Regions from separate parts of the Mus musculus genome. Here region 1 is linked to region 2. Evidence: chromatin loops called from intact Hi-C (ENCODE). Cell type or tissue: left cerebral cortex. All regions are shown on one strand. Links, peaks and the distances in the headings refer to the core of each region. The heading gives the core; the rest is flanking DNA. Region 1 holds the start of Csgalnact1 (chondroitin sulfate N-acetylgalactosaminyltransferase 1). Region 2 overlaps Csgalnact1 (chondroitin sulfate N-acetylgalactosaminyltransferase 1).

What was found. A loop is a pair of places that touch in the nucleus more often than their neighbours do. Peaks named below come from ENCODE experiments on the same cell type or tissue, not always from the same donor. Only the 100,000 strongest peaks of a DNase experiment are listed, where the experiment ranks them.
Region 1: a loop joins it to region 2, with 6 times the contacts of the local background. A loop is called at or near these places in 4 of 42 quality-filtered maps.

The regions. Positions count from the first base shown.
Region 1 is chr8:68,726,436-68,739,117 of GRCm38, reverse strand. Csgalnact1 (chondroitin sulfate N-acetylgalactosaminyltransferase 1) reads left to right here and starts at 3,972. Exons shown (of 10, transcript NM_172753.5): 1 at 3,972-4,092. In left cerebral cortex, for the core only: a CTCF peak has its summit at 6,453; DNase peaks (open chromatin) are centred at 4,636, 4,844 and 6,462; H3K4me3 peaks cover 1,310 bases; H3K27ac peaks cover 852 bases.
Region 2 is chr8:68,639,256-68,651,937 of GRCm38, reverse strand. Csgalnact1 (chondroitin sulfate N-acetylgalactosaminyltransferase 1) reads left to right here. Exons shown (of 10, transcript NM_172753.5): 2 at 6,003-6,139. Among named protein-coding and RNA genes, the nearest start is that of Csgalnact1, 90 kb to the left of the region's middle. In left cerebral cortex, for the core only: no CTCF peak of the experiment used is centred there; DNase peaks (open chromatin) are centred at 6,934 and 7,609; H3K27ac peaks cover 636 bases.

The sequences.
Region 1 (12,682 bases), core at 4,022-8,021, 88 kb before region 2:
AAAGTGAGAGGCCATGCAGTGCACAGGGATAGGGTGAAAGAGCCACCTTTAAAGCAAGGGGTGTGCCAGCTTTTATTTGAGGTCTTACCTACACTGACAGAAGTGTCACCCCAAAGAATGGCTCCGGTCTGTCATATGGAGAAAAGAGCAGTTTGGGAGGGGGTATTTCTGTCTTTCAAGCCTCCGGGATTGAGCTAGAAAGAAAAGCATGAATCATGTACATTTTATGTAAATACTGTAAAACAACCGATTCATTAATTGGGGGAGGGGTGCTGGGAACCAAGCCTTGCGCATACTGGGTAAGTACACTCCCTGTAACCTGCCTTCCAGTCCTGGCTTATTGTTAATTTTTAAAGTTAGCATCTTACTGTATAACTCAGGCTGGCCTTGAACTTGTTAGATAGCCCAGGATGGCTTCAAAGTCAAGATCCTTTGACTCTACCTTGCCCATGTCCAGCCAAAATAATGGTTTTTGTGGTTCATGCATTTAAAGATCTGACTATGGAGACATCCCAAAGAACTTTAAGTGTCTCCCATTCAGACAACAGTTATTAGTTCAGCCCATACTGTATTTGAGTTATAAAACTTTCCCTAAGAATCTACTTATTTGGTTCAAACATTATTTACTTTATTCATTTTACATGAAAATTTATTTAGAATTCTATTTCATAGTTCCAAGGTTTTAAAAAGTGGACTGCATAGAATATAATTAGACCCTATCTTAATGACTTCCGCCTACAACAGTACTAACTGGCTAATCTCTAATCTCTGAACAGAAAACGCCTTACATCTAATGACCCGCCGCTGACTACACAGCACATTTCTGTGATCTGAGAATCAGATAACCCTGATTAGTGGAACTGATTTGAAGGGAGAGTCAACACAACTTCAGTGGAGCTCTCAAAAGAAAAGCAATTGAGCTTTAATGAATGAGTTTCACAACTGCTATATCTCCTGGATGGCTTGGATCAAGTTTCTCAAGGACCCTGGTGATCTGAGACATGTGATCTAGGATTATATGAAGTAGTTCTGTACTCAGCATTTAACAGCTCTGCAGTATCTATTTAAGCAGGTGATTAGCACACCAAAGCCAGGTGTGAGCTTTAGGCTCACATGCTTACACTTGGGCTGAGGAAGGAGGATTGTCACAAGTTTGAGGCCACTCTGGGCTATGTAGTGAGGTTCAAGCCAGTCTGGACACAGACAGACAGACAGACAGACAGACAGACACACTCTCTCTCTCTCTTTCTCTCTCTCTCTCTCACACACACACAGGTCTAATACGCACACCTGCCTTTTATAAACACAAAAGCTTTCTACTTTAAGTCACACTGCTGTTGTCCATTCACTTCTTTCGAAACCTGTTTATGTGTCTCCTTACTGTTCCCACATTGGCAGTATGACAATAACATATCTTTAGTATGTCCTTGAAAATTCAAACAGCATAATTTAATTTCTAAATCATGCTTATGAAATATATTTTAACTCTATAACATTTCAGGTACAAGCTAAAATCCAAGTAGTAAATTTTTCCTTTTTGGTAGTAAATCTTAGAAACTGGTTTTAGCGAGGCTAGGTTTATGTCTATAATCCTAGTTCCCAGGAGGCCACACAAAATGTCTTCTCTTTTTGTTCCTTTTTAATTTTTTCATCCAACGCTGACCTTTACATTCATTACAGTGAATGTCTGTAATCATAGCACTCAGGAGCCCAAGGCAGGAGGATCATAGGTTGAAAGTGGTTCTTGGCTACCATGAGTTTGACATCATCCTGGACTCATGAGACTGAGTCTCTAAATAATAAAACAGAAACTACATCTAGGCTTAGTGTTCTGCCCAGCCTTTCTGGTCCTTGGCTCTAGGGCATGCATGGAAATCCATCTTTCTGCTAGTTTCACTGTTCAGTTTTGTCGGGGGCTGCCTCTCCTGATGATGGAGATAAAATGTCCACATGACAGAACTCTGTAAGAGAACTTCCTGAGCAGATAATCCACTGTAAATTTCTCTCTTGTTCACCCAGGAAAAGGTATCTTCTCTTAATGATGCTGTTACTTAGTTTAATTGCGTTATCACTTTCTCAATTCAATTATTTTTCATATACTATTGAAGCTATTAAAAACAGAAGGACACCGGTCCCGGAAAACTGGCTTTCAATTGGCATGCAGTGACACACTGGCATATGCGTTGGTATCTCCTGCAATACCCCAGAGCCAATATCCAAGTGGGAGACGTTCGAAAGTGGTGACCTGATGCACCTCCACATGCTAAACACCCATAAAGGAACCACAGTCGACCCTTAAGTGGTCCCCTTCTTTATTCTATTTAGAGTAATAGAGATTATTGTATCTATAAATGTGGGAAGCCACATGTGCCGTTGCAGAGTGGCGCTGGCTACTGCTGGCCACCATGCATAAGTTTGGACAAACAACCAATGTGTACATATGCAGTAAAGTTTTTTGCCAAGATACTGCCTGGCCCGGGCATGATAATGAGGTTTTGAGAGTATAGCCAATCAGATGTGAGACATGCAAATGAGGTATGATAATGAGACTCTGTGAGGTACTAAGAGAGAGTAACCAATCAGATGAGGAACATGCAAATGAGGTATAGTGCATAACCAATCTGGGTGTGAGACACGCCTCTCCTAGGCCTATATAAGCAGCACAAGTTCTGGGCTTGGGGTCTCTTTGCTTCTGCAATCAAGCTCTCCCAATAAACGTGTGCAGAAGGATCCTGTTGCAGCGTCATTCTTGCTGGTTGAGTCGGGCGCACGCAAGATATAAAGTATGTTCTCTATCTTTCACATAGCCTGCAGGGCATGTCTGTGCTGGGGCCATGGCATACTCAGAATTTCTAGCCCATTTTTCCAAACTAAAACCTATGTATAACTTTATTACATGATTCTGGAGACACCATTGAGTAAAGAGATGAGAGCTACTTCAGTAGGTGAAAGCAATCAGAACTAGAAGAACCTATCAGTAGATGAAGACAGGAATGCTTTAGTGGCAGTTAGGACAAAAGCTCTGAAGAAGTTGCCCGACTACCTACTAAGTGTGAAATCAAAAAACCCTGACTTCCACCTAGTGACGTCCATCTGCAAATGGAAATTGCCATATGATTGCCTTTTGAGGATGCTAGGAGCTAATCTGTGAGAAATAACTGATGTCCACATATGTACGTGCATATCTATGCAGTGTTAACTCTTTGTTATCTTCCTATCATGCAGTACTTTGATGCAGCTAGAAAAATTACACTGTATGTTTTGTGATTTGGCAAACACGGATTCTTCTATTTTTCCACGAATCTCAGCTGAGTTGATGTAGGGATGTGGCCGCTAGAGGTCCTTACAGACATCGCTTAGCCACAGTTGGGGCTGAAGGGTTAAAGGGGTTTCTGATCTTTTGTAAATAAAAGCTTCTTACTGAAGGCCTTATTACTACAACTCAGGGCACCCAAAACAGTGACTATCTTATTAATTCTCTCAAGTAGAGTGTAAGAAGTTTTGGAGGCAAGCCATTAGGACAGTCCTAGCAGCGCAAATGCCTCGGGGATGAGTTGGGGAGTGGGGACGAACTTGTAGGATAGATGCCCCCTCTCTGTTGGGGCGCAACTTCCAACAGTGCCCTAGTCTCTATCGCCAACTTCTCTGATGTTGGTGATCAATCACACTTGAAGTCTCTACGGTACAGGAGACCCTGCTCTCCACTCATGCTCCCTGCAGTGACAGTCTCTCAACCAGGGCACCCTGCTCTGCTCGGACCTGGAGCGGGGACGCACTGCAGACTGGCCCTGGAGGAATTAGATGACTGCAGCCATACACGACCCCAGCCCTGAGGCCCACGCTACCCCCACCTCTCAGCTCTCGGCTCCTCGGGCTCCCACTCGGAGGCCGGCGCTGTGCTTGGCCGCTGTTCAGCCCGCGCTCCCCGCTTTCCCCCTCCCCCTACTGCTCCGGGTCCCTGGAGGCTCAGCGGCTGTTGGAACTGGAGGTGGAGCCGAGCCCAGGGCCGCCTCGCAGGAGGGAAAGTTCAGCGGCAGCAGGGGAGCAGCGTAGCCGAGGGATCCGGCTCCGCTGTCTGCAGTGTTGCCTGGGGTAAGTCGGGGTCCCTACCCTGAGGGCTGGACGGGTGTGGCCCGCTATGTGCGGGCGTGTCGCTGCCGTTTTCCAGTCCGCGCCACTGCCCCCGACCTCGACCTCAGGGTGGCTCTCTGTCAGCCGGGAGGACGCCTGCACCGCTGGCTTCCAGAGACCACTGCTGTCCTAGGGCTGAGGACTCCGGAATCACTGCCCTCTGTAGCCCTTGCGAGGCGCGTGGAGGGATCGGTGTCTCTAGGTGGACGCGCGAGGGTCCCGTGCCGCACCCCACGGCCAGCTCAGCTTCTTCAGCGGTAATTGAGCCCCCAGCTGTTGGCTTACTCTCCAGAAACCCCACTTCAAAGTAGCCTTGGCATATGTGCGGGTGCCTCTAGTTTGCTGTTTTTGGATTGTATTTGCTGTGATGAAGAGGGTGGCCCGTGGGCAGCACGCTCCCCTGCATTGTGCCGCCGCGATGGTGACTCTCTGGATCCCAAGGGTCTTCACATCTGCATGTGACTGCATGCAGTTGTATGTGCCAGGGGCGGGGAGAAGCTCTTCCAGGGAATGGTCTAGGGGTGCAGTGGGGCATTCCGAGGGCTGGAGGAAAAGGAAAGCTGTGCTGGGCGAAGGCAAAGTTGTTTGTTTCCGCCACACTTCCTGCACCTGTACCCCTGTCGTCAGTGATTCTGAAGTTATGGAGGAAAAGACGTTAACACTATTGTACATATCCTCAGTGGACGCTAAAAATGAAGTAGTAATGAATGATCGGATGGCTGTATTTTGCAAAATCCATTTTTTATTCAGATTGCAACGACTTGGCACAGTTTTGACTTAAATGTCATTAAAGACAACTAACTACGATTCTATATTTATAAAGAATTTAAATATCTAGTAAACCCTAGCAATTCCACGGGGTTTATTGGATTGTGTTGACACTTTTTGTTCAAGAGAGCTCCAATTATTATGGTCCTTGAGCATTAATAAACTATGGGTTCTGCTGCGTGGAGAGAAGTCTAACAAACTTGGAAACAGAAGTGTAAGGCAGAGAGTAACTGGTTCTCTAGGCATAAAAGGTCACCTGAACACACAGAAGAGGGATTGCTGTAACAGAGGGATTATGTGTTGAGCTTCCAGAAAATATGAGATGGGCAATTCCCATTGTAGGAACCTAATACATATATGATCACTCCTCTGCATTGAATCAACTACCTAATGGATGTGTCCAATGTGCTTCACTAGGGTGAGCTCAGGAAGTGAGCTTCGTAGGGTGAAGAACAGCTATTAAAACAGCCTAAGACAAAATCATGAACGTACTTAAAGCACTGAGGTTTTCTTGTGTGATTAGTGTCTGAATAATTAGCACGGTGTAATTGTCAAGCTTGAACTTTGCAGATTGGGACACACCTGCTGTCACTCCAAATTACGAGATATTACTTTAATTTCTCTCCATCTTCTTGTCTCAGATCTCCTATATCTAGTTGCAAGCCATATTAGCGAGCTTCAAAGAAAAAAAATATCCATTGTTTAGATTCACCCATTTACATCATTGTGAGATTGTGTTTGCTGTTTCGGAGAACTGGCATCCAAGAGGTTCATCCTACTTTTTAGCTGCATGACCCAGGGCCAGTCACATATTAAATGGTTTCAAGATTCTTCATTTGATAACAATACTTGACAGAGTGAAATAACATTCTTTTCTAAGCACCCAGAGATACAGTAGACCCCTCCCAAATGCTATCCTTTGCCTCTCTTAAATACTTTTAGATATGCTTTGACACTTAAAGCATTAACAATAATAATTCCTTCTTTTATGTGATCTTTTGCTTGTTGATTCATGCTCCATCTATGCATCCATCCATGAGGTCATTACCACTGAAGACCATCGGATTTCCTGTATAATATTCCCTGCTTGGATGTTGGCTCTCTCGAGAATGGTAGTAGGCAGTGCTTCATGGGTTTCTTTGGGTTGAGAATCCATCATCAGGATTAGGGATGATGAAGTGGACTTCCCAGTCTCCCTGTTTCCCAGCTCTGTGCTAAATAAGATGATGCCACACCCAAAGAAGAAACAGTAAGCTGTGAGTGGCTGTTGCCTTTCTTGCTTACCCTGTGCCATTCAATGGCAAGCAGCAAGGACTTCCTACACCTTTACTGATTTGAAGCTTACAGTGCAATGAAGTTATTCTTCAGCTCACATCCTTCTTCGTGTACTCCTGATGAAGGGACCTTGGGACTGTAAATTATAGCCCTACCATATATTAAGGCTAACAGAGGTACTAAAGAGGCTGAGCTCAGGTAGACTTTATTACCTATTGATTTGGGCCTCATGATAAAGTGGTCTTATAAAACTTGTAATAGCTGAGGTCTCAGAGTAGTGGCTCTGCCACTAGGGGCCTCCTTGGTACACTGGATTACCCTGGGCTGTCATATGTTCCCATCCTTCTGTCCTTTCAGTAGCAAAGAACTTGAACGTTCTTCATCAGAGAAGGACGTGCATATAAAAAGGACTATAAAAGGCCTGGAGATCAGTGAAAGCCCCCTCTTTGATGGAATCAATGTGGTTTAAAACATAACTTTAGAGACTTAAAAATTTGGCTTTTTTAAAAACTTTTTATATTATAATATTCAAATATGGAGGTTTTTTTAAATTTAGGAAATAAATATACAATTCAGATGTAGAATTTAATGTTCTCTCTCTCTCTCTCTCTCTCTCTCTCTCTCTTTCTGTGTGTGTGTGTGTTTGTCCATCTGTTTTTGGTGGATTTTTTTCACTTAATCTTTCAATGTATTTTAAATAGCTTTTTCTTCTAAACGGATACTTGTAGGACTAAAATAATATGAATTGCCTTTTTTATATAGCGAGTTGGAGCTCCTCCCTTCCCTACCCTCTCCCCTTCTTCTTCTCTGCCTCTTTTTCTTCTTGGAGCTACATTAAAATTTGCCTTTAAGATGTCTTGTTACATTCTACAATGTAGCACTCAGGGTATCTTCTGTGTGAGAAGTTTGGTTGAAGTTAGAGCCTCAAGTATGAAGCCCAGGCTGGCTGCAACCTTGCAGTGGTCCCTGAGCTACCACTCCCAGCTACGGGTTTTGAAACACTCTTGTATATTCTGATTTTAATGAAGTTAGTTGGGCTTTAGAATATTTGTTGGACAACTTAAAGGTGTCTTTATTTCCTAGATATATCTTGTTATTTGGTAAAAGAAGCACTGACAGTATATGTAAATGGGCATTATTGTCCCCAATATCGTCATACTGTTTGCAAATAAATAAGAGAAAAATTTCAGGTTTTCAGTGAGACTTAATTTAGTCTGAGAAACTAAGCACTTCTACTCTGCACTGAAACATCGGCTAAGGTAACAGAAGTTAGCACCTTGAGACCCCAGTTCTCACAAAGGGCTTTCTCTTCTTATTTAGCAGAGCCTTTCTGAATTCAGAAACGTTACAAACATCAAGTTCAGATGTCCTCATGTTGTGATTTGAAGGCAAGGTGATATGATTGTTGTTTTTTAATGAAGGTATAGATCACGCTGTGGCTAAGGAACAAAATAAAAGGACTAACTTTAACTGTGAAGGGGCCATAGATGGTTGTTTATTATCATCTCCCCCTGATTAAGCGGAATTCTTTGGATTGCTTTTAGGGTTCTGGCATATCAAAGAGTTGTGCAGATCCTGTTTGTACAAAGGAATGCTGTTCTAGAACCAGAAGAGGTTTTAACCTCCAGCTAGGGAAGGGCTTGGCACCTCTCAGCCTGTCCTTCCCCTTCCCAAGACCGAAGCTGAGCCTCAGCCAAAATGATAGACACGCGGCTTGCTGCAGAACACAGTGATTTAGTTTTGGCCAAGAACCCCAAGCTGACAAAGATTATGGATGCTTGCCCAAGGTGCAGGAAATGAATGGCTCTTTATACCTGCGAGTCATTTTTAGAGACCTGCATCTGGGAGATGCCACCTGTAAGGAAATGACAACTGTGAACCTGTCACTTAGGCACAGGCGGCACAGCGATTTCTGTTGTTTCGAGGCAATGCAAAAACCAAACATTTGGTTATCCTGGGGTTGCATCTGCTCCTTTGCTTTATTTCCACACACCAAGAACATTTGGGTTGATGAAGAGGAAAGCAGAAAGCACAGTAGGTAGGTGGGAGCTGTCTGTTTATACGGATTGATTTTTGTATTCCCAAGGCACAGCTTAGTTCAGCAATCTTCACTGATAGTTTTGTGAACATCGCCTATTCTGCTTTAGGGTACCCTCAGAAATGATCTTTTCTTGTCTTTCCTTTTCATATACTTAAAACATTCTTTAGAAAGGCTCTTCCTAGTGCAGCTGAAGCTGACCTTGACTTTGTGAGCCTGTTCCCGCCTAAGCCTCCAGAAGGCTGGGATTACAGGCAAGCTCCACCATGCCTAGCGTGGATACTTGCTGCTAAATTGGCCAATATGTTTTAATGGTGCTGCTGCTAGCACATGAGTTGTCCTTGTACAATTTACTACTTGGGTATTCCTTTCATGTGTGATTGACCCTCCTGGGCCAGGCTGTTAAACCTGGCAAACACATAGCACATTAGAGTTCAGAGCCAGTTACCTCTTTGCTGGGTGTTCCTGTGTGGTACATTCTACACAGCCATGTGTAAAGTGCTGTCTATAGAAGTGCTGAGAAGAATGCCTACCAGGTAGTAAATTATATACATACATATGTATGTATCTCTGTTAGTGTTTATTATAATTATTGCCTGGGTTGCTTTCAGTATAGATCAAGATCACTATAACCATAGAAATACTCAGTGGCAAAGATTCAGTGAATTTAGTACCTCTGGTAGTACTTGCAAAGTCGGATACTTCATTGAAGGTTTCTCATTATATTTCATTGCAATGTAATTCTTTCCACTATAAAATTGGTTAATGCTGTGTTAAGCACGGGACATGAAGTGCTCATGCGGTTTGCACAGCCACTTTGGGCTATGTGTACTATTATTATCTGCACTTTAAAGGTGAGAGAACGAAAGTTTTGGAGATGATACTTGTGTAAGGTTGGATGCTAGAGCTGGGCTTAAATCTACATCTGCCTGGTCCCACCTAGAACCTCTGCTATTCCCAGTACCCCCTCCCATGTACATGTGAATGGGAGTGAACATGTATGTAAATACCCATGTATATGTAGGCCAGAGGTCAAGGTAGGGTGTTGTTTCTTAGGAGCTATCCACCACTGATTAGGCTAGGCTGTCTAGATGGTGAGTGGAAGTAGCTGGATAGGAATTCCATTGTCTATGTCTTCCGAGCACCAGGATTACAAGTGCACACACACCACCACAGCCTGAGTTCTCTGTGAATCCTGGGGACCTATTGGTCCCCAGTCTTGCATGGCAGGCAAGCTTCTTATTGACTGAGCTGTTCTCTAGCCTCCACCATAGATTGGTTTTTGTTTTTTGTTGTTGTTTGTTTTTCTCAACATAAACTCCTTGAAGTGACAATTGAGCAAATGTCTTGGAGTTCTGAGGGTTGGAGAAATGTCTTGGAGTTCTAGGACATTGATTTCCATTACTTTATTGTATTGGTATCTATTTCTGAGCAGGATGGAGCAAGATAACAAATGGGGCTTTATCAGACTTGCTTCAGCACTTGTTATTTATATGTTTGTACATCCAGAGTTTTTTCTAGTAGCCCAAAATACATTGTAAATAACTTAAATAAGTTTCCTATGTGACAATGAACTTCTTTCTTTTCTCCTCTTCTCTTCCCACCCCCTCTCTAGCTTTTTTTTCCCTCCCAAGACAGGGTTTCTCTGTGTATCTCACAGTGTCCTGAAACTTGTTCTATAGACCAGGCTGTCTTCCCACTCAGAGGTCTGCCTGCCTCAGTTTTCCCAGTGCTGAGTTTAGAGGCATGTCCTACCACTGCCTGGATAATAGTTACCTTCTTATCAAGGCACTTTGCAGGGAAGTTGAAGAAGAATATGTGGATAAAATCAAGAATGTGGGTTTCAGAACATAAAAGTGAAGGCTGGGGACAGTCATTCATGCATTCATTGAGCAAAGTGCATATGCTCACATTATATAAAGATTTTCTACTAGATAATTCAAAAACTATAAAAAGGGGACAATGTAGGGACAGGGTGCGTGTTATAACTCGGAGATGGGCAGCTCTGGGTTTGTTAGCACAGCTGGATCTCTTCTTAGACTCCCAACTCTTAGTCTCCATGTATAAATTTTGTGTGCATAATGGGGACAATACATTTTTGACTTCTTGCCAGAAGTAATTGAGATCTCAGAAAAATGCTATGCCACTGGAAGTAGCTGGTACCTATGATAGTGCCTCCCTACTGTTCTTTCTTAGATATCTCCTCTCATGGTCTCCAATCTTTCCCTTCTTCCATCTAGTACTGACTAGTTGGATGAGCATAAAAATAATGATACCTGAAGTCCAAGGTAGAGTGTGATCAACCCTTGAAAAGGATGCTCTTTTCTGGTTCTCTCTCTTAGAGCTGGGGCAGACTGGGCAATGATATTAGGCAATCTGTGGACTGGCACTAGCTAGTCTAGGCTCCCTACCCCACTTGGGCATTTCCAAAGCTGACCAGAAGAGGCTAGGATCCAATAGCAGCTTAGTGCCTACTGTAGATGCTAATGATGTAGAATAAGGCTGGGCTGGAGAGTAAGAAGAAGGTGTATTAGTCAGGGTTCTCTAGAGTCACAGAACTTATGGGTAGTCTCTATATAGTAACCAGGAATAGCCACTACAGAGGGTATTTAGGGAAATTGGAAGAAGTTAGAAGTGAAGTTTGAAGTAGGCCAAAGCAGAAAATGTTCAGGATTTTGGGGTATGCAAGGCCAACTCTTAGCAGATTGTATTTGAGGGGCTGGGGCTAGTTTGGTGGTTCTGAACTGCAGAGCTTACAGACAGGCTCTGCCCAGGAACTCACAAGAGAACTGAAGCCCTTCTGTATCCAGCTTTGTGTGTTGCCTAACAGACACGTCTCTCTCCCTAGACTCTGACTACAGGCTTTTCTGAAGGTGGCGCATTCAGCAAGGAGTTAAATCAAAATTACTAACTCTCTGCTGATTCCCACTTGAGATTTCAAGGGTTAGTTGATATCACAGAAGAAATGAGCCTCCTTTCCCCCCTTCCACTTGGGGATTTGGTTAGAGACATCCATGTCTGTTTCACTGTGTGGCTGGGAGCCAGAACCACCGGGGCCTCTGGGTGTGTCTTGTTGGCACAGCCTGTATAGTGGGCTGTGTTGTAGGCCAGGGTGGGTTTTACCAAGATGTGCCTGGTGGTTTTATGATAATGAGCAGCCTTGTTTGGTGTGCAGAGTAGATGCTGTGTGTGGTGGGGCAGGAATGTGGGTTTTACAGAATCATTACAGTTTAGGACCAGCTCTTTCAGTCATAGAGCAGGAGGCCTAGAGACATTATTTATTGTGTGATGGCACATAGGCTTAAGCCAACCCTTCTGTGAGTAAGTAAATAGGACCTGCCCAGGTGCAAGAGAAGCTGAGGTCAGGGTTTTGAAAAAAAAAATAAATGCAGGATAGGGTTAGAGAACCATTTGTCTAAAGCAATTTACAGTAGTTTTCAAAATCCCATTTTATGGGATTCATAGAGTGTATTAACAGAAAAGCAACAAGCCAGCTTTAAGAACACAACAGAGGAAGCTTTGAAAAAAAAAGAGGAATAATCCTTAAAGTGAAATTCAATTTAGTGGATTTGGGGAAGCTTGTTATAATGAAGATACAGAGAGACCTGAGATCATCAGAAAACGTGGGAATCAATGCCTGCAATGAAGAGGCAGTGACCTGAAGACTGTGGCTTTGGAGCTGCTGAGGATTGGCCAAAGTTCAAATCTGTACAGTTCCTTTTTGTGATCTTAGGCAAGTCGATTCTCTAGATTCTAGTTTCTCATCTAGAATATGAATCAATTTATTAAGGTTTTTACATTTGGGGTTTGCTCATTAAATGAGATGTTTGTAGCCTGTGTTCTGTATGGCAGGTACTCAATACATGGAAAAGAAAACAACAATTCTCCAGTTTTCTTTTTGGAGGAAATTTGAGAGACTAGAAGGAGACTGCTGCTTGCCCTAGATCTCGACTCTCTAAAGTCTACTTACTCTTGGATAGTTTTCTTATTATCTCCAATTTTTAGACTGTTATAACTCAATATGGATTCCCACTGAGCTTATGTTACCGTGGTAGGTAAGATGAATCCCAGAAGACCACAATGGGTACCCACATTAGTTACTTCCTTGTTGTTATGACAAGACACTACATAAAGCAACTCAGGGAAGGAAGAGTGTTTCTTTTGAGAGAAAAGTCTATGGTGCTGGGGAAGACACACTGGTGAGTAGTACATGTGGTGGCTGATCTCCTTACATTCAACAGTCAGGAAGCAAAGAGCCATGGGTGCTAAGTCTCAGCTTATTTCTCCATTTTGTTCACTATGTTTTGTTTACTAGCAACATTCAGGGGACTTTCCTACTAACTTAAACCTTTTTGGAACATCCTCACAGATATACCTAGAGGAATGTTTTCTTGGCAATGAATTCTAAGTCCTGTCAAGTTGACAGTCAAAATTGGCGACTGCCATACCTTTACAACGCTTAAATCTTTG
Region 2 (12,682 bases), core at 5,188-9,187:
CACACAGATGTGAAAGTAGGTACTAAGCAATGAGAAATCAAAACCATTTCAAGGGTCTCGAGAAACCCTTGTAGTTTGGAGACTTAGACCTTGCTTTCCTTGTCAGTCCTTCCTTAGGAAGTTGATCAGCAGAACTTACATAACGGGCTTTTGGACCAGAACCTGGCTTTCCTTCTCTTTTCTCTCAAGTTTACTAATCTGGGAGATCATAATGATGGTGCCAAGTTCTTGAAGGGAAATTCTGTTGTGCTTAATATCCAATTTTGGTTAAATGTAAAGACTTAATTTATAAAGCTCTGAAATCTGCGTAATGTTCAATTATCTCCTCAGAAGCTTGGTGCACCTCTGTGTTCTATTTTCGTTGGCTGCATTCAGCATTCTCCTTTTGTTTCCTTGTCAAATTTTTTAATGTTCAGCCTCATGTAGTTATTTTCATGTTTTTTTTTTATGAACGGTATCATGTACATTTTCCATAATCTTTTCTAACTGAATTTGCTTAGGTAAATGATCTATTTATACATGTATGTATGTATGTATGTATGTATGTATGTATGTATGTATGTATGTATATATAGATGTCCGCATGTACATATCACGATGCAGGATTCAACCCAGTGACCTGCACATGTGGGGAAAGCTCTCTACTACTGAATGCTATCTCTGGTCCTAGAAAGGCTACTTTTGAAAGAAGTAGCCATTTCTACTCTCATCAATACCTCACCAAACCTAGTACTTTTAATGTTTGGTCAACTATGAGTCCTTTAAAAATGTTTTCTTACATTTTGAAACCCATTTTTTGTAGTGGTTTCTTTATGGAAATATAAATCTTGATACTCTAACAACTGGTCATTGTCCGTGGCTTTGGTCACTCCTGGGAAGGTGTCTTGTCTAGGGATTGTGCTGGAGGCAAAGCAGGGTACATCAAGGTGGGGATGCACAGGCTGAAGATGTTATTATAAATCATTGAAAGCCAGAAGTGGTGGGAATCCACAGCACACATTAGTCTGTAGCACAGATCTGACTCTGTAACTTGATCTGTCATTGATTTTGATGGCTACTTATCAGGGCCACTTCAGGAGACATGGTAGACTTGCTCTACCTGCATCTCACTGTATGAAGTTCATAGACAAGCTCATACCCTATGGATTTCCTTGAGGTTTGAATGTTTGCCTGGCAGCCCTCTCCTGTAGACCGAGGGACGAGGAGGGCTCCTGTATCTGGATGCAGAGCAGTCTTGTGTTTATCCTTTCCAGTGCTTTTAGAAAAGGTTGCATAAGCCACATCTCCAATGTGGGCAGACAGGCATGTCCTAGGTTCAGCTGCCATGCTCAGGTTGTGTTGTGGCATGCCTTTGAACCACACAGAATAACTGAATCTGCATTTGTGACTTATTCAAGGCTTAGGCTGATCTCAGTTGAATATGGTTTTAATTTAAACAGTACGACTTGTAGGTTCTCAACCATAGGTGTCTTAATGAGTACTTCTGTGGCCTCTCCAACCAGAGCACCAAGGAAGGCATGGAAGGGTGACTGCATGTCTGAGGTGGTGACAACAGTCTTCATTTGGATTCCCTGTGTAATTATGGAACACAGGGACACTTTCCCTAATGGGTATAATACTGCTGGGTACTGGTTGACAGCTTATTTCCAGTTAAGAAGAGTCCTTGGGGAGGGGAGAAAGTTTGAGAACCTATTACCAAGCTTTCTGATTCTTTTCTTGGCGTACTACGAGAGATGGGACCACCCTTGACACTTGCTAGCTCTGGGGCCATTTGTATGCCATATCTCTCTAACCAATTTAAGTTACATCAAGCAATCTACAAGTCAGATTCTATGTGTCTATCTTTATAAACACCTTCCTAATGGCTTGGGAAGCCAGGTCCAAATTTAAATTCAGCATCAGCCTTTAGTTGCTTTTCAAAATCTCCCTGTTTGTATCTTAGAGTGAGGGGTATGTGTACATATCTATAACTGCAGGTCCGATGTTTATGTACAGCTGCCTACAAATGGCTTTCTTTCTCACAGGGATGATGTGTTTTTTATGCTGCTGGGCTTATGGGAAACTCTGGCTATGGTATGGCTGGAGGAGGTATCAATGGGACCCATGATGTGTGTTGCCTAGAGCATGGGCATAGGGCGTTGTTCAACCTAAGATAGAGCATTTCAAGTCTCTGTATGAGTGAAGAGAGCACCCTGATTTGAGGATGGTAGGATGTGGCAAACTGATTTTAGAAGAAACCTTTTATAGACTCTGGGTTTTGGGTTGTATGCCTCATGTAGACCCAGAGGCTACACCCTCTGTTTTTCATTTGCCTCTTTCTTCTGTGTGGCTCCTGAGCCCTTCAGGCCTCCTGAAGTGTGGGTGATGTTGGTGGTAGAGTTCTGCTATGATAAAAAGACTAGACAATATCAAGGACAGGGACCCTCCTTCCTCTCTGTGCATCTCCTCTCTGTTTGCACACCTGTTCTTTTCTGCTTCCACCTTCTGCTTCAGTATTCCTCCCCCCCCCCCCCAGCTCACTTTCATTTTAGTTTTCTAGACTTACCTTGACTGAAAGTTTCTTCAGATGCCCAGGTATGGCACCTAGGGGATACTTGCCTTGCTAGTGTTCATTACTGCATTTAGATCCTTTAATGGTAGAAAGAATTTTGTGGTGTCACATGGAAACTATCCCTAACAACACTCTCCTGGAGAAGGTGCCAGTCTAGCTTTGAAAACCTGATTTATGAGTGAGCATTGGAACAAAACAAACTTATCATTGTGCTGTTATTTTTAGAATATTTTAGCATCTGTGAAGGTACTTGACATACTTAGGCTTGATAGATGCATTAAATATGCTTTGAATTGGTGAGGCCTCTTCCAGCTCCAAGGACCTGAGATTTCAATTCACTTCTTTTGTTTTAAATAAGTGAGGAAACAGAGGTTGGAAAATAAGGAGATTAAAACAGAATCATCATGAGAACCAGTTGTCTAACCCCATCCTGCCTCTCTTTTATTTAGTACTAGAATCTAAGATTGTTATTTGGGTCTCCCGAGGGGTTTACATGAGCTTCTGTATGTGGAGAGGCACAGCGTGGCAGAAGGGGGAACATGAGGCCTTGAACTGGCACACAGGGATGCACAGGGCTGATGCTGGGCTTAGCTCTGTGTAAGGATAAAGTGTGAAGGGTGAAAGGTGAAGTTGCTGAAATGTCAACAGAAATAGAGCTTCTTGAATTTAAATGTGGCTTGTGGGTCATTTGATGACTCCTGTCACTCTTATCAGTATATTAAAATGAGATTTATCTTCATATCGAATGAAATTGCTACATTTTTATAGCTTTGCAGCACACACACACACACACACACACACACACACACACACACACACACACACACACACACACACGCATGCACACCACATACATAAAACAGGAATAAAAGCATCCATTCCATTGAGCTTTATGGAATTAATTTTTCATGGCACCAATTGCATAACATCTATGTGGTTTTCCCTCCTCTTTAAGTAGGGATAATAAGAAGGACTATTTAAGCCTTTCCTTAGGATCACATGTTGATAGAAATGGAAGGCTCCCAGCTCTACACTGACCCTTAATAGATATCACTAAATGCAGTGACTTCTATCATTGTCAAGCATTATTATAACCCGGGCTTATGTTCACTGCCAGGAGTCTCTTTCTGCTCCCTCACAGACTTCCTTGTCCTCTCTGAAACCCCCTCAGTCATTTGAATGTATTGGCTGCTCCTCCAGGGAAATGTCTATCATGTTCTGAAGAGCTTTCATTCGTAGGTCAAGAAGTATATAATTTTTTCTTTTTTCAGTGTTTAAAGATATTTTGATTTGTTAGTGTAAGACATAGCTGTAATACTTTTCTGTTGTCACAGAATCCTAACATTAGGTTTTTATTTTAATATATCCTTTTGTAGTATTTGTCTTGGATCCTCAGTCTCTAAGCTGAAGTAGAAGGGTCTTTCTTGACCTCAATTATTCGTTCTACTCAAGTTATTGGCATCAATTTCCATAACCAGTAACTGCGCAGCCACAAGAATAAAATGAGATCAAGCTTTACAGAGTTACTAGCCTTCTTAAACATTTGCCAGAGATGGATAGAAGTTCCTGCCACTCTTGCAGATGACCTGGGTTCATTTCCCAGAACCCACATGAGAACTCACAACCATCTACGACTCCAACTCCAGGAGATTAAATGACTTATTCTAGCTTTAGTGAGCATTAAGCACTCATGTGGTTCAAATACATATGTGTAGGCAAAACATACACACACATACACCACATACACATATACACACATGTATATATATATATATATATATATACATATATATACACATACATATATATGTAAATAGAATAAAACATTAACTGAATAAAATGCTTTCTTAGACAGTTTGAATATCTTGGTTATCTGTAAGCTTCAACATTCACTACAAAGGAATCCTACCTAAGTTCCATCAGTTAGCAAGGCCCCATTGCTGAAGATGATTAAAAAACTCAGGGAACACTGATAAGTGAAGCTGGTGCCTACATAGGGCCTTCACCCTTATGCTTTAGTGTCTTTCGTATAGCATGGTGTTCTGCATGCTACCAAAAGAGAAATGTATACACCAACCTAGCCACAAACCCATGTTCAAGAATTCTGTTCTGCCTGAAAGATATGCTAGGCCAATAGTGGCACAAAGCTTGTGGGGGTATCCAACCTATATCTTAAGGCCAATCAGTTTGGGCCAAACATATTCAAACCACCACAGGTGTGCACAGCTCCTTCCTTTACATTCAATCTGGACTACAGCCTATTGAATGGTACCACCCATATTTATGGTGGGTCTTCCCACATCATTAAACCCAATTTCTTCATAGGCATGCCTAGAGGATTATCTCCTCGATATTCAAGATCCTATCAAGTTGACAACCAATTTTAACTATTGCATATGGTGTTTTCCATCTTAGTCATGGGCCTTGCCATTCATCCTTTGTTCAGGACATGTTCAGGAGTCATCCATAGCTTTCTCATTTGCTTATATTTCATTTTCAATACATTAGTAAATCTTGGTTGTGTTTTCAAAATATATATCTAAAATGTGTACTTGACACCTTACTATTTCTTAGTCATCATTTTTTCCACATTTTTGCATTTCTCTCATTACTCATTTGACTCTAGTCACTAATCTTTAGCCATTCTTTGGCTCTTCTATTGTGTTTCTGTAGGTCTTTGTCCTTGCCATTCCTCTGGTTCTAAGGATGTTCCACCAGTTGTCTATAGGGCTATCTCTTTTACCTATCTTCTAATCCCTGCTCAAACATCTCCACAGAAACCCTATCTCTCCCTTACTCTCTCTTTCGTCTCTTACTTATAAAGTATATTAATAGCACTCATCCAATTTGGATTATATACATTGTCTGCTTCCTGTTATTAACTCTTTTATAATAAGCTGCTTGAGTTTACTCCTTCAGTGCTATACTGTGGTTTCCTAGAAAAGTACCTAGCCAGGATAGACAGTGCATACTTGGTGAATGAATGAACTGAAAGACAAATGGTATATTCTTAACTAAAAGGATGATGATATGGTTATTTCTAATCTTTTCTAAAACATTGTATTAGAGGAAGGATAAAGAGATGAATCACTAGTGGCCTTAGAGTGAACACCATAGGTCTGCTTTTATAATACCCAATGTTAGCACTATAGTAGAAGCTGATGAATTAAGTTCTGGCTCTTACATACTTAAATCTGGTTGTATGAGTCACATCAGACCAAATTACCAAGTATAGATGTGAAAATTAAAGGCAGGAACAACCAATTTTCACTCAATAGTACATCTTGAAGTTTGAGGAAGGTGGGGCAAAGCAGTACTGAACTTGGTATGGACCACATTGTACATAACAATGATGGTAATCATTGTCATTTACTCATAGAGCCATAATTGTTCCAACCTGCCCCCTGCTTCCAGGGATCCTTCTTGCTGATATCTGTTTTATTGTGAATAGGTTCCTTGAACATGCATGACAGATTGGAGAGTTGCCATGTGGATCTACAGTCCTCAGTGTGAGAAGCTTTAAACAATCATTTCTGTGGCTGGAATCTTCAAATGATCTACTTTTTATTGCCTCTGGAGCATAACCAGGTTGGTTGTGAAGATGTTGTCAACATTATTTTTCTCATTGTTATGATAAAACATCCGACGATTTAAAGAAGGAAACATTTATGTTGACTCAATTTGAACATACAGTCTATCAGTACAGGGGAGTGGTGGCAGCAAGACATATTGTATCTATAACTGGAAACAGTGAGAAAGGAATCCTGGTGCTTAACACACTTTCTCTTTTTTTTTTTCCATTTTTTATTAGGTATTTAGCTCATTTACATTTCCAATGCTATACCAAAAGTCCCCCATACCCACCCACCCCCACTCCCCTACCCACCCACTCCCCCTTTTTGGCCCTGGCGTTCCCCTGTACTGGGGCATATAAAGTTTGCGTGTCCAATGGGCCTCTCTTTCCAGTGATGGCCGACTAGGCCATCTTTTGATACATATGCAGCTAGAGTCAAGAGCTCCGGGGTACTGGTTAGTTCATAATGTTGTTCCACCTATAGGGTTGCAGATCCTTTTAGCTCCTTGGGTACACTTTATCTTTTTTATTCCAGCTCATAGAATGGTGCATCTCATACGTACGATGGGTCTTTCCACTTTAGTTAATATAATCTAGACACTACCTCTCAGACACATTCAAGAGTTGTTTCCATGGTGATTCTAATCTTACCCAGTTGGCAATCAGTATTAGTCATCCAAGATAGAGCAGATACATAGCGAAAAGACTTAAACTAAGATACCCAGTGTGGACTTTCAAACCCACATTGCCTTGTAGCTGAGTTCCTTTGGAGTGAGTGTTTGAGCTAACCAACTGAATCATCCATAGAAACGGTACTAATTCTCTCAGGGTCTGCATCCTCCCACTTGAAACGCTAAGACGATGTTTGCTTCCTCCTTCTCCTAAGGCTGCATTGGAGAGGAAGAATATTTCAGATTACTTTTACTTCTAGTTAGCACTAGACTGGAGGTTTTTGATGAAGCATGAAAGACAGTGCTCACAACTTAGCATGTCCTATTGCCACAACAGAGAAACTATTATTATTCAGTAGCATGTCGCCATAATGAACCATCTCAAATGATAAATGGTCACTGTATTCTGTTCACATTTTCCATTTTCTTTTCGGAGTTCAGCCTTTTCTTGTTTGCCAAGCTTTGTATAAGTCTTATTTAGTCCTTTTTCTTCTTTTTGTGGCAGTATACCATGTTTCTTTTAAAAACAAGAGCCGAGGTTTAACCATGCTATGACTAGAATTTAAGATAAGTAGTTTATAAACTATTAAGATCTATTTCTTGCTTAAATTTCAAGACCAAAATATTATGTAGTTGTCACATCGACATGACTAGAAAGAGAGACAACAATGAAAGTGTTTTCTGCATTGTCTCTACAGGCTGTCTACCGTTTACTCAGTTGTTAATAGTATTCTTTAGCTGTCCAGATTGCACGGTGGTTTCCAGTATCTTAAAGGCATTCGGCGATGCATTGACACCTTGCAAGGAAGGTGCTAAATATGTCTGAGATATGACTCACTCCTGTTTGCAGAAGGAAGCTTCAGTGGGAGGAAAACATTTCCAGGCATCCCTAAAGCTAGATGGAAGGCAGAATTCTTCATGAATACTCTGCAATTTTTTGTTATTTATTAATCTAGTGGGTAGTTATTGCTAGTTCCTCTTGGTACCAGTTTCTGTGATATGTAGGCACTTAAGGAAGACCTCTGTACTATGGAAAGTATTTCTGCTTTGTAAAGAACTTGATGGTAGAATGATGGGAAAGCCAGAGCACTTCTGTGAGGCTGATGAAAGATTGTCAAGTGTGGGTGGTTGAAAAGTTTAACAAGAAAGAGAAAGAGAGGGAGAGGGAGAGGGAGAGGGGGAGAGGAGGGGGAAGGGGAGGGGAGGGGGAGGGGAGGGGAGGGGGAGGGGAGAGAGAGAGAGAGAGAGAGAGAGAGAGAGAGAGAGAGAGAGAGAGAGAGAGAGAGAGAGAGAGAGAGACTGAATTGGAGCACATTTGTAAAACTTCTGACCTGTGTATTAAAGTATTGATATACTGAACACCATGTTCCTGATTCTGTACAAGTTCATATTTTTACTTTTCTCGTTACACACACACACACACACACACACACACACACACACACACACACACACACAGAGGCACTCACATACATGTACACACATATTCAGAAACAAGAAAAATCTAATTGCCTCATAGAACAGAACAGTTAAATGATATGGTGTCTAATAAATTGGAATTCTCCATAGTCATTAAAAACCATACTGTAAATTAATATTTAATGGGTTGGGGATTGCTTGTCACATTTTAAATGTAAAAATTAAAAGTATGATGTAAAATATATCAGTTTGCTAATGTTGTGCTCTCAATCTGACATGCTGTGAATGCTATAGTGGTCTGTGCTACTCCTCTGCCTAGTCCTGCACCTCTCATCATCTACCCATCCTCAATGGCCCTTCATCTTCCTGCAGTTTTGGTTGCCTTCTTGCAAGCTGCCATGTTCATTTGTTTCTACCACTTTTTTACCACCTTTATCTCCTGATAGAATATAAGTTATTAGTGGCAGAAACTTTTATATAAGTTGTTCACAGTGACTCCTCAAAAGCTAAGGGCAGTCAATGTACTGTACCTAGAAGCTCAGAATAAACAGCGATGAACGAATTAATAACAGAAATGAAGTTAAATTATAATATGATTGGTCATACTTGTATTTTTCTGAATTTTATGTTTTTCTATGATAAACAAGCATTTCCTCTGTAGTTAGACTACACATGAATTCCTCATATAGACCTAAAGAGGTCGTCTTTAGGAATGGCTGAGAATCAATGATTGAAGAGGGCAGAGCCAAATCCTTCTGGTTGAATGTAGACAGATCTTTGTAACTGTTGTGTATAGTCTGGGTTCTGGGCTTGTCTAACCCTTGAGTCTTAAGTCTATTTTTGTTTTCTTTATCCACCATCTCCATCATTTTTCTTTCCTGAGCCCACATGCTGGTTCCTGGACTCCACGCTGTTCATGCTAAGGTCTGCCCTCAAACCTTGTCTGTCTTCTTCCTAGGTTTGTTGTTTGGGTTATAATGTCAATATCTGTGTTTTCTTTGAACATGAGCTTGTATCCTGTTGTTTTTTTCATGACATTCTGTACTGATTCTAGCCTCATTATTTCTTTAATTTTCCTGGCAGCAGTAGAATGGGCCAGGTCCTCAGTGCAATGCCCCCAAGCTGCAAGACAACCATGTTTACCACTGTTAGCTGAAGCAGTCAAAAATCTGCCTCCAATGGGAGCCCAGTGGAATCTGGCTCAGTCTATTTTAAGCCATAAACCAACCATAGAAACACTAGGAGAACATATGCTTTTCTTGTTTCTTGTGTTACCTTTTTTTTCTTCTTCTTCTTCTTCAAGCACATGACAAGCTGCTTGAGAAAAAGCTTTCTATTTTCTACTTTTCTTGTCTTCAGTAGTGCGGAAGCTCTTCTGGTCTTAGAGTTATTTCTATGTGTTTTAGTTAGTGGATACTTGGATTCCCATGTAGAAAGTAGACATGGTTTCTGACTTTTCACAGGTAGCATCAGAGTAGTTTAGGGTGGCTTGAGTGCCTTTGGAGACACTATATATGTATACACATATATATTTAATGTCAGATTGTTATTAATATTTAAAATGCAATAAATGAAAGTGAAATATTCAAGATCAAACTTGGTTGCTGTAATCTCCTGTTAAAATGGTATTGCTTTGTTCAGAGGCATAGATTGATTTTGTGGAAGAAGGATATTACATAACAGATTCCTCAATTCAATAAAGGCTTATTGAGATTCTGCTGTTTATTACTGCAGCAGGCAGTGAAGGAAATTGTAGAGATCAGCTAAAAATGGTCCATTAACAGTACAAGCCAGAAAGACCTATTGTTGAATATTTCAAAGAGGAAGAGATTCCTCAGGAGTAGGTAAGCGTGCATGGACATTGTAATGAAGACAGAATTATGAAAACATTAGTAGGTGTAGCTGCTAGCCTAGCAGAAACAAAGGACTGCACACGAGGATAAGAAAAATCAAGAAAGGATAGGAAGAGTGTCTTTTGTGAGAGGCAGCCTGTTGTTCATGGGCAGGATTTCAGGGAACAGGCAGATGAGTTAGTGAGAGATGAGATGAAAAATACTTTCATCGAAAGCAACTTAGGGGAGAAAGGGCTTATTTTATCTCCAAGGCTATATATGTCATCGCTTTAGGGAAGTCACAGTAATAGGTGTTAGAAATAGCAGGTCATATCATATTTAATGTCATGAATGCATACCTAGCCCTCAGAGTCGTTTCTACTATTGTATAATATAAGGCCTCAAGCTAGAGAATAGTACTGCCCATAGTGGACTAGGCTTTCCCATATCAATTAGGGAAATCAAGACAACCTCTCACAGTTATTCCTACAAACCAAGTCACCTGGGTAATCCTTTGTGGACACTCTCTCCCCAAGTGATTCTAGATTGTGTCCTTTCAGCAGGTTTAGGAAGACTTTGGGGCTGGAGTAAGTTCCCCCAGGTTCAGCCTCCTAAGGGATGGTGCGAGGTGTAACATTGGACATGAGGTTTAAAAGAAAAGGTTCACAGTTTCCATTGTGTTTGACACAGAGGTTGTCAGCAGTTTTTGGGATTTGTGATAGTGTTCTTTTCCCCTGAATTCAATTATTAAATGAAGGTCCATGATCCAAGGGGAAAAGCTTTTTATAATTAGCATTATAAGGCTTCTTCTTGCCTTCTGTGATTCCAACAACACAATTGGAGTAGACCCTGGATCTGCAAACTTACTCTAACAACTATTGAGAAAATAAGTTCATCTTTTTTTTAAATTATTTTTTACATTTTTATTAGGTATTTTCCTCATTTACATTTCTTTTTTTTTATTTTTATTTTTTTCTTATTTTTTTTATTACCTATTTTCCTCAATTACATTTCCAATGCTATCCCAAAAGCCTCCCACACCCCCCCCCCTACTCCCTTACCCACCCATTCCCATTTTTTGGCCCTGGCATTCCCCTGTACTGGGGCATATAAAGTTTGCCTGTCCAGTGGGCCTCTCTTTCCAGTGATGGCCGACTAGGCCATCTTTTGATACATATGCAGCTAGAGTCAAGAGCTCCGGGGTACTGGTTAGTTCATAATGTTGCACCTACAGGGTTGCAGATCTCTTTAGCTCCTTGGATACTTTCTCTAGCTCCTCCATTGGGGGCCCTGTGATCCATCCAATAGTTGACTGTGAGCATCCACTTCTGTGTTTGTTAGGCCCCGGCCTAGTCTCACAAGAGACGGCTATATTAGAGTCCTTGCACCAAACGCTTGCTAGTGTTTGCAATGGTGTCATTGTTTGGAGGCTAATTATGGGATGGATCGACTCATTTACATTTCAAATGCTATCTCAGAAGTCCCCCATACCCTTGCCCCCCACTCCCCTACCTACCCACTCCCACTTCTTGGCCCTGGTGTTTCCCTGTACTGAGGCATATAAAGTTGCAAGACCAAGGGGCCTCTCTTTCCAGTGATGGCTGACTAGGCCATCTTTTGATACATATGCAGCTAGAGTCAAGAGCTCCGGGGTACTGGTTAGTTCATATTGTTGTTCCACCTATAGGGTTGCAGACCCCTTTAGCTCCTTGGGTACTTTCTCTAGCTCCTCCATTGGTGGCCCTATGATCCATCCAATAGCTGACTGTGAGCATCCACTTCTGTGTTTGTCAGGCACTGTTTTCATTGGAGCTATGCAGTTGGAAATCAAAATGCATTTACCTTGAGTCTGTGAATGCATCTGTAAGAAGCCCACTAGAGCTAGGATTGTTTTCAGATTTTGCAGACTGTGATTTTCAGAATTTTGTCAATATGATCAATATAATATGGATGTTCATTCAGTGTTATGGTTTTAATGCTGCTTTAGCTTATTTCTTTGTGTACAAGTTGTTTCATAACCAGTAAATAGACATTTTGATATCTAAACATGGTTACTAGAAGCTTATAAGTTATGCTAATGTTGTATAATCATTATTTATTAATTATTAGAGTTTTCATAGTATTGCAGTTAGGATATTCATTTCAAAGGTTACTTATAATAATTATATTTATTTTAAGTAGATTAGCCATTTAGATGTGTAGAATTAAATCTCTGAGTTTGGGTTTATTCATGAAATCATGAATCAGTTAAATTCTCTTGTATTATTTAAATTTTGAACTTTGTCTTTACTTTAAAAGAGTTCTTCAGAATATTCAGAAAATAATTAGGAGACTTGTGCTAAATATTTGATTATTTTTCTAGAAATGTGTGTATTATGTGATTTTGTGTGCGTGTGTGTCTGAGATGAGGACTGAGTGAGCAGAGCAACTAGCTGAGATGTGATTGACCCCAAAATATATCTTAGGGCGATTCTAGAGAACAGGTGACAATGAAAGAATAGAAGAAATGCAATTTCCTATTAATTTACAAAGCTTAAAAAGAGATGTTGAGGGCAAGCAATGGCCTAGTAGATAGAATCATGGCCACCAAGCCTGCTGACCTGAGTATGATCCCCAGATCCCATGTGGTGGAAGA